Regions from separate parts of the Mus musculus genome. Here region 2 is linked to region 1. A link is a loop called in an ENCODE intact Hi-C map of the cell type or tissue named here. Cell type or tissue: left cerebral cortex. All regions are shown on one strand.

The links. Hi-C counts contacts between places; a loop is a spot of excess contacts. Peaks named below come from ENCODE experiments on the same cell type or tissue, not always from the same donor. Only the 100,000 strongest peaks of a DNase experiment are listed, where the experiment ranks them.
Region 2: a loop joins it to region 1, with 2.8 times the contacts of the local background. A loop is called at or near these places in 2 of 42 quality-filtered maps.

What each region holds. Positions count from the first base shown.
Region 1 is chr7:75,624,559-75,632,558 of GRCm38, forward strand. The region is part of intron 8 of Akap13 (A kinase (PRKA) anchor protein 13); the gene reads left to right. Among named protein-coding and RNA genes, the nearest start is that of AU020206, 150 kb to the right of the region's middle. In left cerebral cortex, no CTCF peak of the experiment used is centred here; a DNase peak (open chromatin) is centred at 4,544.
Region 2 is chr7:75,381,425-75,389,424 of GRCm38, forward strand. No RefSeq gene overlaps it. Among named protein-coding and RNA genes, the nearest start is that of Gm46017, 52 kb to the right of the region's middle. In left cerebral cortex, a CTCF peak has its summit at 3,257; DNase peaks (open chromatin) are centred at 3,171 and 3,597.

The sequences.
Region 1 (8,000 bases):
AATTGTAATAGGAATAACAGAATAAGTGTAGTTGCCTAGTAGGCACCTCTGGAAGTATTTAAATGAATAAATCAGACTCTGAGCTTCCAGAAATTTGTGTTATATGTATGCCTAACAATCCTGTATGCATGGATACACACATTTCTATATAGAATCTACAATAACTTGAGTGTGGTGACCCTACATCTGGAAAACTTACATGCAATCAAAGAAATGGGGACTAGGGGGTAAACAGTAAAAATTTAAGAATCGGGCTGGAGAGATGGCTCAGAGGTTAAGAGGACTGACTGCTCTTCCAGAGGTCTTGAGTTCAATTCCCAGCAACCATGTAGTGGCTCACAACCATCTGGAATGGGATCCGACGCCCTCTTCTGGTGTGAAGACAGCTATAGAGTACTCACATATATAAAATAATAAATCTTTTTTAAAATTTAAGAATCATTTATTATCTAGAGAGACTAGTAGAAATATGTACTTTAATTGGAGGTACCCCTTCTTGGACATTTTTTTAATAGAGAATGGGACTAAATCAAAATTAAGTACTTAAAGATTTCCTCTATGTTCCAGATTCTGTAACTACAGAAATCTGAACTTTTCAAGAAATAAGTGTTCTCATGGCATCTGGACATAGGAATTTTAGTGTTGATGAGGTTATAACCTTAAAATCAGCAAGGAATTTATTTGTACCCAAGAAACCCCAAAGCACCAAGCATTGTCTGCCCACCTAACTAGTGGTCCAATTTCTTCTTTCGGGCCTATCAAAGAAAATTCACTTTTTGACACCAAAATAATCCAGGCTCGCCCAGAAACCTCCCCAGTAAAGTGTCTCCAAGAACACTATTTGTTCACTAAGGAGACTCATAGATGGGTCCATCTCTACTGCTTGGTTACCCTCCTACCTCCCTGTTCTTGCAGCCCTACCTCCCACTCCCATACATGGGGGAAATTATGGAAAGGATACAGCTAAATATGTATGCTTAATCCCTTTTTGACTAATGAGGCTTTCATCTACTGTACTATGCCTTTATAATCCTTCCTTTTAGTGAATTGCCATCAGGTACAGGTTCTTGGAGGCATGTGGCAAGGCCATGTGCAAATCTCTGTTGAGTAAACTCAGTACATTAAAAATCCCATCAACAGCAGAGCGTGGTGGCACATGCCTTTAATCCCAGCACTCGAGAGACAGAGACAGGTAGATCCCTGTGAGTTTGAGGCCCCCTGCCTGGTGTACAAATCGAATTCCAGGACACCCAAGACTGCCCAATCTGGTACATGAAGAAACCCTATCTTGGGGGCAGGGGGGCAGGGATTCCATTCATAGTATTTTCCCAGAGTACAGTATCTTTCTTTTTATATATGCTTGTGGTATGTTGTCATCCTTGAACTCTTACAAGAAATAGTGATCTAGCTGGAAGGCACCATCAGATCCAAATGAGCAGCCCACATGAGTCACATAGAAGTTTGATTTGCTTTCTGATGTTTTCTGATGGTATGAGAAGAGAAATAGCCTCATGCTTTCTGTTTTCATCAGGATATATCCTGGTGGGCCTGGACAAAGCAGAACCATAGGATCTCTTTTTTTAATATCTGATTTCTTGTGCTGCTATGAAAATGATAACTTCTGAGAAATGTGGTTTGGTCAGTTTTATTTCTTTTTATGTGTTTGTAAGCTTGAGTGTATGTGCATATTAAGAGAAGTCGTCAACTGCAGACATCCTTTCTCGGGCCCCATCTACCATGTGTTTGGTTTTGGGTTTTTGGTTTGGTTTGGTTTGGAGGTTTTGGTTTTTTGGTTTGGTTTGGTTTGGTTTGGTTTGGTTTGGTTTGGTTTGGTTTGGTTTGGTTTGGTTTGGTTTGGTTCGGTTCGGTTTGGTTTGGTTTGGTTTGGTTTGGTTTTGAGACAGAGATCCTCAGTCACTTGGAACTTACCAAGTAGGGAAGACTGGATGCCAGCAAGCTGCAGGGTCCTGCCTTTGTTCACCTCTACAGTGCTGATACAAAAGTGTGTTCACATCTGGATTATTGTTGTTTGTTTGTTTGTTTGTTTCAATTAAAACATGAAGAGGCTGTTCTCTGGCCTCCCTGTCCCCAACACACAATTCAAACAAACAAACATGAGTTTGGGGGAATCAGACTCACATCTTGATGCAAAGCACTTTACCTAATGAATTCTCTCTCTCAACCCAGTCTGTTCTATTTTGACATCATTAATTTATTAACCAATCTTTCTTCTATTATAATTCATTTTTCTCCTGAGCCATCTAAAGGCCAATTAAGTGAAAGGACTTATAGATGAGAGGGTTTGGTCTCACATTGCTGAAGAAACAGGTCACTGGATAACCTGGACCAGGGCCTGGGCCATTCAGGAGATGGGGAATGCATGATGAGAAGCCCCAGGACCCATGCAGTCTGCAGTCTTTACTTGAAGGCACAAATACATTTACTCTTAGTATTTTCTGCTCATTACATTCTTGCAAGGTCAGGGGTTATAGAAAGCCCCAGAACATCACATTGGCAGAAGGGAAGAGAGAAACCATATATGAGTCTATGTATGAGTCCTCTACTTTAAAAACTTAGAATGAAATTACAACTATAAATTATACTGTTGGGAGTATGTCCCTTCATTCTAGGGATGGTGCTGTTGTGTAGTTACCAGATATATTTGCCTTTTGCAAATCTCTGTTTTTGTGGGCTGAACACTGTAATAGGAACCAGGATTCTGCCCAAATGGATAAAGTGGACTGTCACTCAGAAGGTTGGGAAACAAGTGAACAGGGCACTGATATATGGGCCAGGTGAACTTGACAGGAATTGTCTTTTGTTTAGACCATGTTCCTCCTACTTCTTGAATTACACTGTCAGATAGTTTAGGTGGAATTCTGTGGAAATATTTCCACCAAAAATTTTCCCCATTGGCAACATTCTTTTTTTAAAAACAGGGAGTGTCTTCATTGTAATTCTAGAGTGTGTGTGTGTGTGTGTGTGTGTGTGTGTGCGTAATGTGCTTCCTTTTTGTTTTTGTTTTGCCATAGAGCAGTTCCTGTCCATAATGCCCATACACATGGCACAGTAGGCTGTGTTCCTTAAGAGTCATTAGATTTCCCTAATAGAATGATGGAAATGGGTATTGGAGCTCTGGCCATCCTCTCTCATTAGTGCTGAACCTGGTGCTGTGTCTGCTTCACATCAAACCCAGTGAATTGATTTTCTTGTCTGAAACTGTGCTTTCCTCTTGGATCAAGAAAGGGATGAAATGTATACTTGGCCCTTTCACAGTTGTTGCTGCCGCTGAACCTATTAAAAGGAACACCCTGCAGCAGGGGAAATGCATGCATGCCCTAGTTAAGGCTGAGATGCTTGCCACTTGCAAGATGTGGTGGGACACACCTCTAATCCCTGTACTCAAGGAGCAGAGGCAGCCAAGGAGTATCTGAATTTGAGGCCAACCTGGTTTACTAAATCGAGCCAGCCAGGGCTAGAATGAAACTTGATCTGAAGCTGAAAGTGACATTGAACTTTGGATTCTCCTGCCTTTGGTAGAATTACAGGTCTACATTTATCAGTCTCAGCTGAGCTAGTCTTGCTGTTCTTTTAGCCTTGAACTCTTCCCTACTGATTATTTGATATCATTCTCTACAGAAGCTGATGTGAAAAGCTTCCTTGGTTCTTTTAAGTTCTTTGGGGTATAGAAAGGAAAGCAAAAAAGGGAAAAGGAAAACAGAAATTAGTGCAGATGCAAAAGAAGAAGGTGACTGAACTTACAGTACCCTGCAGTATCTGAGGCTGAGCACATTTCAGTGTGAACCAGGTTGTTTAACCTGGGGGCTCAGCAACTTCTTCTGTCCATTTTTCTTATGGTTTCCTATAGTGTGTCACCCCAGCAGAGAAAGGGTATGATGGAAATGGGTGCTCTTATAAAAAGACAAAAGGGCTAGCAAACTGTTCCTTCTCTGAACATTACCAGCTGGTGCAGTATAATAGAATTAACTGCAAAACTCTGAAGTTTAAAGTGGCAGTCAGAAAATATCTTGAAAGCTACTCTATTGTAAAAATATACACATTGAGTAAATTTCAACAGCTCTTGCTAATGGAGGAACTGTTGCACTTATGGTAGGAGGACAGTAAATATTGACATACATTTTCACAAAATGTTTCTTTTGGCTATTCTTCTTTTAAAATAAATATTTTTGTTGATTTTTCTGAGAATTTTGCACAGTGTATTTTTATCATATTCACCCTTACTACTCCCCTTAATTTCCCATTCTTTTAAAAAATAATAACCTTTGTCAGATGTATGTAATTAATTTTAATTTAGCAAAATAACCATTTACTAGGGATATATGTATATATAGTTTGTTTGTTTGTTTGTTTGCATATGTATTTTCCTGTCCCATCCCGTGTACATACTCCTGGTAACTATAGGAGGAACTGAGTTCTGTCAGACAGAGAAGACTTTATGAAGCATCTGCTGTACTTTCTCCCTCCGTTCTTTAATGTTGTGACTCACAGCTCTTTATGCTGCTTCCCCAAGATTAAATATCAAGACTATATTGAGTGAGACAGTTTTTACTTTAGAAAATGTGATGAGTGCATTTTGTAAGTTTCAAATAGTTGGCAAATAGCTGGAGGCTCCTACTTAGAAGTTTATTATGTTTCTAAATTAGCTCGTGTTTAAATGCTGAACAAAATCCATTGTATGTGTGCGTGTGTGTGCATCTGTGTTTGGATGTCTCTTTATACCTTTATGCATTCAGAAGCCAGAGGTTGGTGTCATATGTCTGTTTTATGGTTTTTATTATTTTTTACATTTATTTACTTTGTATGTGTTTTTAACAAAACAAATAGTAGTGAAATAGTGTCAGTGTGCACATATTAATATCATGCATGTGGAGGTTGGAAGACAACATATGAGGAAGTCGGTTGTTGCTATGATATGGGTCCCAGGAATTGAGGGGTCTTTTGGTTTGTTTGTTTGTTTTGTTTTGTTTTTGCAAGTGACTTTAACAGCTAATTGGACCCATCTACTTTTTTCTGTTTCTTTTTTTTTTTTTTTTTTTTTGAGACAAGCTTTCTCTTGAACCTTGACTTCACCAATTCTGCCATACTGACTGGTCCAGTCAGTTGCAGGCATCCTCCTAGCCCTGGCCCTGCTATCATACCCCCCACATAACTGCCCCAGTGCTGAGGTTACAGATGTTCACCTCTGTCCCTGGGTTTTACATGGCTGTTGGGGATCCAGACTCTGGGTCTCATACTTACATAGCAGTACCATATCAGCTGAGCCATCTCCCTCATCTCCTTGATGTCAGCATTGTCAAAGCCATAAGGCTGTTAGGTGCATTAATACAGTACAGGGACGTGCATGAGTCACCTATGCCGGTTTACCATTTGATCATTTGCTGGTCTCAAGTGAACTAAGAAGTTGTTACAGATAGTTGAGCTGCCGTGTGAGTGCTGGGGAATGAAGCGGGGTCCTCTGGAAGAGTAGTCAGTGTTCTTAACTGCTGAGCCACCTCTCTCAACCCTTTAAACTTTTTATATGTGTGTGTTTTTTTAGGAAGCTTCTACAGTAGTAAGCTTCCATATGACCTTTTCAGAATACCTTTTATGTTAGTTGTTCCTTCCTTCATCTCCTCTACCCTCCCAGCTGCCTTCTGCTTAAGCCCTTCATGTATACTTATTCCCCTTAGCCCTCTATATTCTTGCATTCTATCTCCATCCCTTACAGCAAGAATGTGTAATGTTTGCCATATGGTGAATGTCTTCCAAGGAAAGGAAATACAGAAAATGCTAGCAGGGCAGGGACCTAGCTAGCTAACAAATTTCTGTATTGCTTCTCAGAAATCTACATACAAAAAATATATTTACTGCATCCTTTAAAAAAAATCTTATTGGCTAGATTCATAGAACAAAACTTTAAGTTATGTTAGTTGGGGTGCAAAATTAATACCTTGGCAGGAGTTGGTACTAAAACAGATTGGGTGCTGGAGCTGGCTTGTTTGTTTTAGAGCCCTTGTTGCTCTTGCAGGGGGCCTTGGTAGGGTTCTCAGCACTCACATGATGGCTCACAACCATCTGTAACTCCAGTTCCAGGGAATCTGACACTAGGTTAAAGGAGGTTAAAGGAGGTATTCAGAACAAGTAGAGAGTTTATTTTGTTTGCTGATTAATTTCTTTTCAGATAATTTATTAATAAGGTCTAACTACTAATACCATTTATTTATAGTGGCCAATACCCTTTTTCTTAATGCCTCTCTCCCTATCAGAAATTTATGGGATAATATATAATTTTATTAGTAAGTGGCTTCTGGGATTGGTGAAATGGCTCAATGAGTAAAGTCACTTGTGTAAGCCTGGCAGCCTGATTTTGATTCTCAGAACTCCTATAAAGGTGAGAAGAAAGAACCAGCTCCACAAATTTGATCAGACACACTATGGTATGTTCAACACACACATATGTAAACAGCAATACATTTTTAAAAACCTTTTGAACTTAGGCTACTTATACAGTTTAATCCGTTCCTTAGAATACGGTTCCTACCTGACAGCTCCTCTTCAGGCCCTAAGGTTCCCCACTATTACCTCTCTCTCTATCTCTGGCCCTCAGGTTCCCCACTATTACCCCCCTCTCTCTCTCTGTGTGTGTGTGTGTGTGTGTGTGTGTGTGTGAGAGAGAGAGAGAGAGAGAGAGAGAGAGAGAGAGAGAGAGAGAGAAGGGAGAAGAAGGAGGAGGAGTGGGGTGGGGGGAGAGAGATCCATTCACTTCCTGCAGCAACAATTATCCTGCAGTCATCTTGGTCTAAAATTTTTAATTGACAAATTCAAGAAATACCTTGTAAGTTTTAAATTTGTGTACTATTCAGTGGAGTTTGATAAAATTTTCATGCCATCATGCTTCATCCCACCCTATAGTCCCGACTGTCCTGGAAATCACCAGACCAGGATGGCCTGGAACTCACAGAGATCCACTTGCACCTGCCACTCAAGTTCTGGAATTAAAGTTCTGCACTAACACACCCTGAAGAAACACCCCTGCTGCTCTCATAATAAGGTTTAAAACCTATGCAGTGAGAAGGTAGTAGTCTGATTTCAGCAAACATGTTGTATTAGTAACGGTTCTCTAAAGGAATGGAACACATAGAACACACACACACACACACACACACACACACACACACACGCACACACACAGAGACTTTATTAGAGTGGTGTACAAGCTGTGGTCCAAGTAATCTAGCTATGGCTGTCTGTTGATGGAAAGGACAAAAATCTGGTAGTTGTTAAGTCCTAAGAGAGCTGCTGGCCTGCAGGCTACCTTGGTATTCTGACAGCAGAAGGTGGGACCCAGATTTAGGGTTGATCCTCTGACTTCAAGTAATCTGAATTTCAAATGGGTCTCCCACCTCAAATAGTCCAACCAAGAAAAATATTTTTGCTTGGTCTTAGTTAATTCTAGATGTCAAGTAGACAACCAAGGATTTATCCATCACAAATGTTTTGTTCCTTCAATTCTAAATTTGTAGGGATTTATCGTAATTAGTTGTTTTAGCACATATGTCTCCTTGAAGACTGGCTTAAAGTACTCTTTTTGATAAGATAAAAAACAACAATGCTCAGAAATAAGAATTGCAGCAACTAATATGCCACAATAGTGCTACAAATACTTTTCATACCTTAATCCATGTATTCTCATAACTTCTCCTATAGCTGGCTTTATTAGTTTTATTGCCATTTTATAGATTGGAAGCCATAATTTATTGACTCAAGGTAGTCTGGCTTCATTCAGCATTCATCTTGTCCCGTTCTGGCCTAACAGACTCTCAGTTCCTGGGTCATCCTGTGCTTCCTGTAGTGTGCTGTGAGCACTGGCATGTATTTCAGTTTGATGGCCATTACCCACTCTTTACCACTCTTTACTCGGTTGGTTGACTTTTTTTTTTTTAAGACATGGTCTCTTATAGCCTAAGCTGGCTTCAGGTTTTTTTATGCAGCTTATACTG
Region 2 (8,000 bases), 240 kb before region 1:
GCAAACACATAAACAAAAATCCAATTGCTGTTTCACGGCATGGCAAAGATTTTAGCTAAGAATCTTATTATCTTGAATAAAATAATTTATTCCCTACCTTCTGTGTAATTAAATGTGGCCATATGACTAATTTGAGCCAAGAAGACATGGATGAAAGTTTAGTGTGAAACTCCCTAAAGCATCTTTCAAGAGAAAGAGGCATTAAGTATTGTAGGGTCTGGATGTGATTTCTGGGACTCCAACAGTCATTTTGTAAACACAAAGTTAACCCATTGAGAGCAGGGTAGAGAACTCAAAATAAGGGCTGGGGTGAATCTGTTCTAGAGCTGAAGGACTCTATCTGGAATGCCCAACTACAGGTAGAGTCTATGTGGGAGGAAAAGCCATGTTTTCAGAACTTGGTCTAAATCACTATATACTTTGTGACAACTTATTAGAAAATATGCTTGGTTTTGTTCACAATTTAAATGTTAATTAAAGAAAAATTGTATATACAGTTTTAAAATATGCACACTGAAGCTAGGCATGATAGTGAATATCTGTGAGCCCTGAATTCAGGAGGAAGAGGCAGAAAAACTGTGAGCATGAGGCCTGCATGGCCTAGACAATGAGACCATGTCTCAAAAAAGAGAGCAAAATAAGCAAAAAGTAAACATATATTGAAGATGAAAATACTTTATTACTGTTTTGGTTTGGTTTTGGGGGTGAGAGAGGCGAAACAAGATTTCTCTGTGTAACTCTAGCTGTCCTAGAATGCATTCAGTAGACCAGGCTGGCCTTGAACTCAGAGATTTGCCTGCCTCTGCCTCCCAAGCACTAGGATTAAAGGTGTGCACTATCACTGCCCAGCTAAATATTTTATTACATTTTAATTTATTAATTTTGTCTGTACATGTGACCACAGGCCATGTATATGGAGGTCAGAGGACAACATGGGAGTATAAGTTATCTCCGTACATCTGTGGGTCCTGGAGATTAATTCAGGTCTTCAGGCCTGGTGGCAAGTGCCTGTGCCTACTGAGCCATCTCAGTACCCATACGCCCCCCCCCAAGAAAAAAATTTTTTTAAATGTTAATATCATTCCTTCTGATAATAGGGTTATGTATGGTTGTTTTTATTTTTCTTTGTATATGGTCAAATTTTCCACTTTGAGCCTTATTTGATTAAATTCTTGTTTGTTTACAGAAGTATGATTTTTCTTTGTGGTTGCCCTCCTTCTGGTCATACATAGTCCCGTTGTGAAGTGAGAACAATTGTAAACAAAAATGAGGCTCTGCCTCTTCCTGCTCCACTAAGCTGAGGCTCCACCCCTTCCTCCACGAAGATGAGGCCCCGCCTCTTCCTCCACTTTTAACACTTTCTTTTCACCAAGGATTCCTCTCACTATCAGCAATCAGCTCCTGGTGGGGATCCGCAAGTAAGAGTGGGCTCTAGTGCTTGTTCCTTCCTCCGTATCTTAGACACCATTTTAGAGGCTATAATTAGTATTATCCTGGGTACATCAGAAATTATCATTTTTTCCCTTGGATCTGAATGGTCTCGTTCTTCACAGCAAGATTCAAACTAACTAAAAGTATCCAACTCACCCCCACACCCACCCCAAATTTGGAGGACATCTTTCTCTCTCGACATAAAAGCTTAAATTGCATTTGCCTCGTGCATTATTTCTCTAATGGTGCAATAAAAATTACCAATTTCCTAGATTAGAACAACCACACAAATCCAGGTAGTGGTGGCAAGCATCCTTTAATCCCAGCACTTGGGAGACAGAGGTAGGTAGATCTCAAGGCCAGCCTGGTCTACAGAGTGAGTTCCAAGACAGCCAGGACAACACAGAGAAACCCTGTCTCCAAAGAACAAAATATAAAGACAAATAAAACCCACACACATTTATTATCTCATCGTTTGGGGAGGGGGATCAGAAATTCAGGCACCACGTAGTTGGGGGCTTCTGATTCACAGCTTCCAACAAGACAGAAATCAAAGTGACAGCTAAGACTATCACCAACTCAAAGTCCAACTTGGACAGGGTGAATGCCCTTCTAAACTCATCACCACAGTTGCTGACAGGATTCAGGACCTAAATGCTGATGGGTTGAAGGCCACAGGGCTTCCCTATATGTTGACCAGAAGCCATCATGATTCCTTGCCAACAAGCCTTTTTCATCATGGCGCTACTGTCATCAGAGCACACCAAAATGCACAGGCAAGAGTAAAAGTAAGACTGTGGTGACAAGAGGATATTCAACAAGATAGAAATCACAACCTTTGTGGCTCAGCGGTTAAGAACATTGACTGCTCTTCCAGAGGTCCTAAGTTCAATTCCCAGCAACCACATGGTGGCTCACAACCATCTGTAATGGGATCTGATGCCCTCTTCTGGTGTGTCTGAAGACAGTGACAGTGTACTCACACATATAAAAAGTAAATAAATCTCAAGGGGAAAAAAAGATATCACAGCCTTTTATGACCTAAACACTGAACGAATATCCCATTACTATTGTCCCATACTTTTCATGAGAAGTAGATCATGGGGCTGGAGATGGCTCAGCCGTTAAAGGCTAGGCTCACAACCAAAAATATAAGAGAAGTAGATCATGGAGTTCTAACTCAGAGACAAAGGAAGGAGATTACACAAAGGATTCAGTACCAGGAGTTGGGGTGCACTAGAAACTCTCAGAAGCCTGCCTATCTTATTGGGCTTCACTCTCCAGTCCAAAAGTTCTCCTAACAGTTTCTTCCAGGAGACCGACCAGGACCTCAAGCAAACTGAACTCCAAATGACGTCTTCTGTTCCCCCTGCTTCCATTGTGACAGCCTAGACATACTCGTTCCCCCTTTCTCTTTGCAGCACAATCCAATTCAGAGAGGGAAAGTGGCAAAGAGAAGGAAAGGCAAGCTTGTACAGAGCTAAAGGCTGAAAGGATGTTCTGGTTTCCAAACAAAAATGTGTCCCCTGGTTTAAAAATAAAAAAGTCCTCACTGTGCTTGTCTGGTAAACTTGACCCTGGGCCCCCACAGCACACTATTCCTGTTCATATTCACTGAGGCCACGCTGTCTTCCTGAAAGAGTTATCCTGGACTTAGCTGGAGCTCAGCTCCACAGAGGGACTTAAAAGGAAACAACAGCTCTTGGTCCAGAGCAATAAAAAGACAAATGAGTCACAACGGTCTGGATTCTCCGCCAGCATAAGCATCTCCACCAGCATAAGCAGTTCCGTGAATCGCCTCCATAAAAACCCTGCCCTTCCATCTCGAGCTGTGTTCCAAGTGCCAAAGCCCTCCATTCAAGAGTTTTATAACTCAGCCCTGTGCTCAGAAATGTCACTGCACATAAGAGGGCCTTTGATCTCGGGCCATACCCAAGCCCAGAGTCTGCAGTGAAGCGTGGTTTGATAACTATCTAAAGAGAAAAGCGCTTTGGCTTTCTCTCATCTATTTCTACTCTACTTTAAATAAGCTGCTTAGCTTTGGGCATCTGCCCTCTGCCCTTTGAGCTTCATCTAAGCCGGAGGTAAAACAGGCCTATGGTTATGTGCTCTGAGAGCTTTTAAAATAACAATGGTGGCACATTGTCATAAAAGGCTTACTGTGTGCCAGGCACTGTCCTCAGTTTGGGCAGGCTGTGGGCTGTAGGAGGCTTGCACAGATGAGGAAATGGAAGCACAGAGAAGCTCAGAATGGCTGACAGAGTCACACAGCCAGTAAAGGGTGGAGTCAGGATTATGAAAAAGCAAGAATGCAGCTCCAAAGTAGATCTTGCCTCTCCACAATGAGAAGGAATAATACTCCGTATATACCCAGAACGAAGTCACAAGAGTGTCGCTTGTTTGTTTTTACAAACAGGGTTGCTCTGTGTAGCTCTGGCTGGCTTGGAACTCACTCTGTAGACCAGGTTGGCTTCCAGCTCACAAACATCCACCTGCCTCTGCCTCCTGAGTGCTGAGATTAAAGGTGTGGGCCACTACTGCCCGCCATAGGAGTGTCTTTAATAAGAGAGAAACTTTGGAACAAACTCCTAGACCTAAAAACACATTCTTTTTCCAAGTATTGTACTAGAAATGTCTTCAGTAAGGAAAGTGACTGTGTCAACTTTATGAAAACTTTACCTGAGTTTTCAATAAGTCCAGTTGAGGGCTCCAAGTCTGATTAAAGTATACTCCAAAATCTAACATGAGTAAATCTATTGGAGGTAGATCTCTCTGGCTAAGCTGTCCATGCTAAAGCACTTGCCTAACATGGACAAAGCCTGGGATTGATCCCTAGCACCAAAAAACAGAGAGACATGAGGACTTTATTGTTGGAAACACATCTGCCATCTCTACATTCAGAAGGCTGAGTGAGGCCAAGACCAGCCTGGGCTACATAGTGAGTTTGAGGCCAGCCTGGGCTACAGAACAAGAACTTGCCTCAAAATACTAGTAGCAATAATAACAACAATAATAATTTTTTTTAAAAAACACTTCCTGGTTTAAATAAGAAACCTGGACTTCTTAAAGCACATTTTCATCAGTATTGAAATATACAAAATGCATATAGGTCAGAAAATAATGACTGATGTCATAAATAAGATGTATAACCTATCCTTTCAAACATTATGGTATTTGAAAAGTAAACTTCCCAATGCACACACATGAGGATCTGACTTGGAATATCTAAGACTCAGAGAAGCCAGGGGAAGCAGTACATGCCTATAACCCCAGCACTGGCAGCAACGGAGAGTTCCTAGAGGCTTATTGCCGCTAATCTAGCTGACATGTTAAACTCTGGGATCATTGAGAGACCTTTTTTCAAAATACAAGATGACAGGGCTAAAGAGATGGATCAGCAAATAAGAAAAACTCATGCTCTTCCAAAGACCCTGACTTTAGTTCCCAGGACCCATGTCGGACAGTTCACAACCATGATCTAAGATCTTCTAGCTTCCAGCACACACACACACACACACACACATGCATAAAAATAAATACTTGTTAAAGGGTGAAAAGCAATAGAGGAAGGCATCTGATATTGACTTCTGGCCTCTACTTGCTCACATAGGGCCTGCAAACCTGCAAAGATACCTAAACACAACATATATACCATATATACCATCCATACAACAGATCAGTGATTTCAGGTTGATCCCAGAGAGCTAATTTTACCACATGCGTCTGTGATGCCAGCAACTGAGATGTGGAAAAAGGAGAGTCGAGAGTACAAGGTCACATCCACCTACATAGGGAGTTCATGGCCAGCCTGTGGTACCCAAGAACTTCTCTCAAGAAATTGCAAACAAATGTGATTTTTTATTAGAAATTTGTATAAATTATGAGCAATTTTAATATGTATATAGCTAGTCCAGCACAGCCTACTTTCTTTCGTTGGTGTGGCTGCACTGTCTTCCTAGCCTTAGACTATCACTGCATTATTGAGAAACTGTTGGGTTTTTGTTTGTTTGTGTTGTGTTGTGTTATATTGTGTTGTGGGTTTTGTTTGTTTTGTTTTGTTTTTTTTTGAGATAGGATTTCTTTGTGTGGGCCTGGCTTTCTTGGAACTCACTCTGTAGACCAAGCTGGTCTGAAACTCATAGAGACCTACCTGATTTAGCCTCCTGCCTGGAGGGATTAAAGGCATACACCACTACCACCTGACTCTCTCTCTCTCTCTCTCTCTCTCTCTCTCTCTCTCTCTCTCTCTGTGTGTGTGTGTGTGTGTGTGTGTGTGTGTGTGTGTATCACAGGTTCTTAGCCTAAGAGTTATTTTTAGTACAGAGTTGATAGTAGGCAAAACACAAGCCATACACTCTTCCAGAGGAACCGTGGAACAGTGTTGAGGGAAACTGTTTGAAAGTCAGAGAGGAACTACTTCCAGTGATGCTGTTAAGACATCCCAAGGCATTTGTATCCAACCATACCCAAATCCCCTTCAGTGCTGTGCAGCTAAGAGTGCCTATAAAATTTCTTTTCTGTTTAAATATATGCATTGGTTTCTGCCACTTGTTACCTAAGGGGTCTGGATTAGTTCAGAGAAGGTTAACTCCCGGACTCTGCTTAGTTACTGCTGATCACAGTAGGTAGTTTGAATCCCATAAGAGCTAGGTGCTTCAAACACGTGACCATGAGCTGAGTGTTTCAGCCCAAACAATCAAGCAGTCTGTGGAGAGCTGGGGCTAAGGTAGGGAGCGTCTCAGAAGGCCCGCACCATCAATTAGAGGTCATATAAATAAATGAGCCTACAGCAGTGTTTCTCAACCCAGGGGTCATGACCCCCAGAAGACCTTTGAAAAACACAGATATTTACATTATGATTTGTAACAGCAGCAAGATTACAATTATGAAGTAGCCATGGAAACAATTTTATAGTTGGGGATCACTGCAATATGAGGAACTTTATCAAGGGCCACAGCATTAGGAAGGTCAAGAACCACTGGTCCAGAGAATTAACAAACAACACATATCACCACCACCACCACCATACCACTAGCCAAAAGTGCCACATATTTCTTCTTAGAGAAATAACCCTGAGCAAAGTACAGTTATGAATCAGTAGCTGGCTATAGCTAGGGGCTTCCCCCACCCCGGTAATATCTGAATTAAGGTGGAGAACAATGAACAGTCCATCAGTTGGTTAAAAAAAATCAGCCACGTCTTTCCTGATGGTTCCCATGACTCAACCCCTGAAACACAGGCTGCTGCAAGTCAGGAAAATGCTTCCTAGGAGAGGCTAAAGCCTAAGTGTTTGGGAGGTTCCTCCTCTCCATCGGCATCAAAATAATTCTACCTTAGGTCTTCCACTTAGAACTCCGCGTGACTCAGGCTTCCACTCCAGAATACCCACCTAATTTGCCTAATTTCAGGGCTTGTTTCTACATACAGAGCAGTATAGGAAACGTGTGTGTGTGTGTGTGTGTGTGTGTGTGTGTGTGTGTGTGTGTTTAAGTGATGATTATATTAAACACTGTGCCAGTCCACCCAGATTGAGAAGTCATTTTCAAGTTCACCTGTTCTCCTCTCTCTCCAGAGACTTAGTCACTGTGCTGTCTTTAGTGTTGAATATTCTGACATTAAAAAGAAAAAGTAGCAATTGTTGCTTAGTGCAATGGCTCAGTCACTAAAGCGCTTGGCATGCAAGCCTTGCAAGCATGAGATCCATTCCCACGGCCCACATAAAAAGTCAGGCATGGCAGTACAAGCCTGCAATCTCTGCTGCAGAGACAGAGACAAGCAGATCCCTGGACTTCACTGGTCAGCCAGCCAAACCACACTGGTGAGCTCTGGATTCAGTGAAAGACGCTGTCTCAAAAAATAAGGTGGAGAACAACTGAGGAAAACACTTGTGTAGGCCTACAGGATCACACATGCACTGCATGCATACACATACACACACACACACACACACACACACACACACACACACATAATTATAGTTACTGCAGCACTTCACATCCCAACCACGTCTACGTGAAAGGCCCTAAGAAAAGCTAAGCTGAACGGAGAGGATGGCCTCTAAGTTACGATCTGACGCCAGATTCCCTCAGTGCATGTGAGAGCCCTCCCACAGAAGTAATAGGGCCTAGACATGTTGGCGAGTTCTCAGCAACACAGACCACAGGACGGTCCAGGAAAAGGATGTCTCCCTGCTTCGAAACCCATCCTGGAGCTAGTGAGATGGCTCAACAGGTAAAGATGGCTTACAAGAAAAACTAATAGGAGCTGGCAAGATAGATCAGGGACTGGTGAGATGGCTCAGTGGTTAAGAGCTCTGACGGCTCTTCCAGAGGTCCTGAGTCCAACTCCCAGCAGCCACATGGTGGCTCACAATCATCTGTAATGGGATCTGGTGTCCTCTTCTGGTGTGTCTGAAGAGAGCAATAGTGTACTCACATGCATAAAATACATAAATCTTTAAAAAAGGAAAAAAAAAAGAAAAAAAGAAAATCTGATGCCCTTCATTCAATCCCTTGGACCCACATAAAGATGGGAGGAGAGAACCAAGCTATAAGGCTGTCTTGACCTCC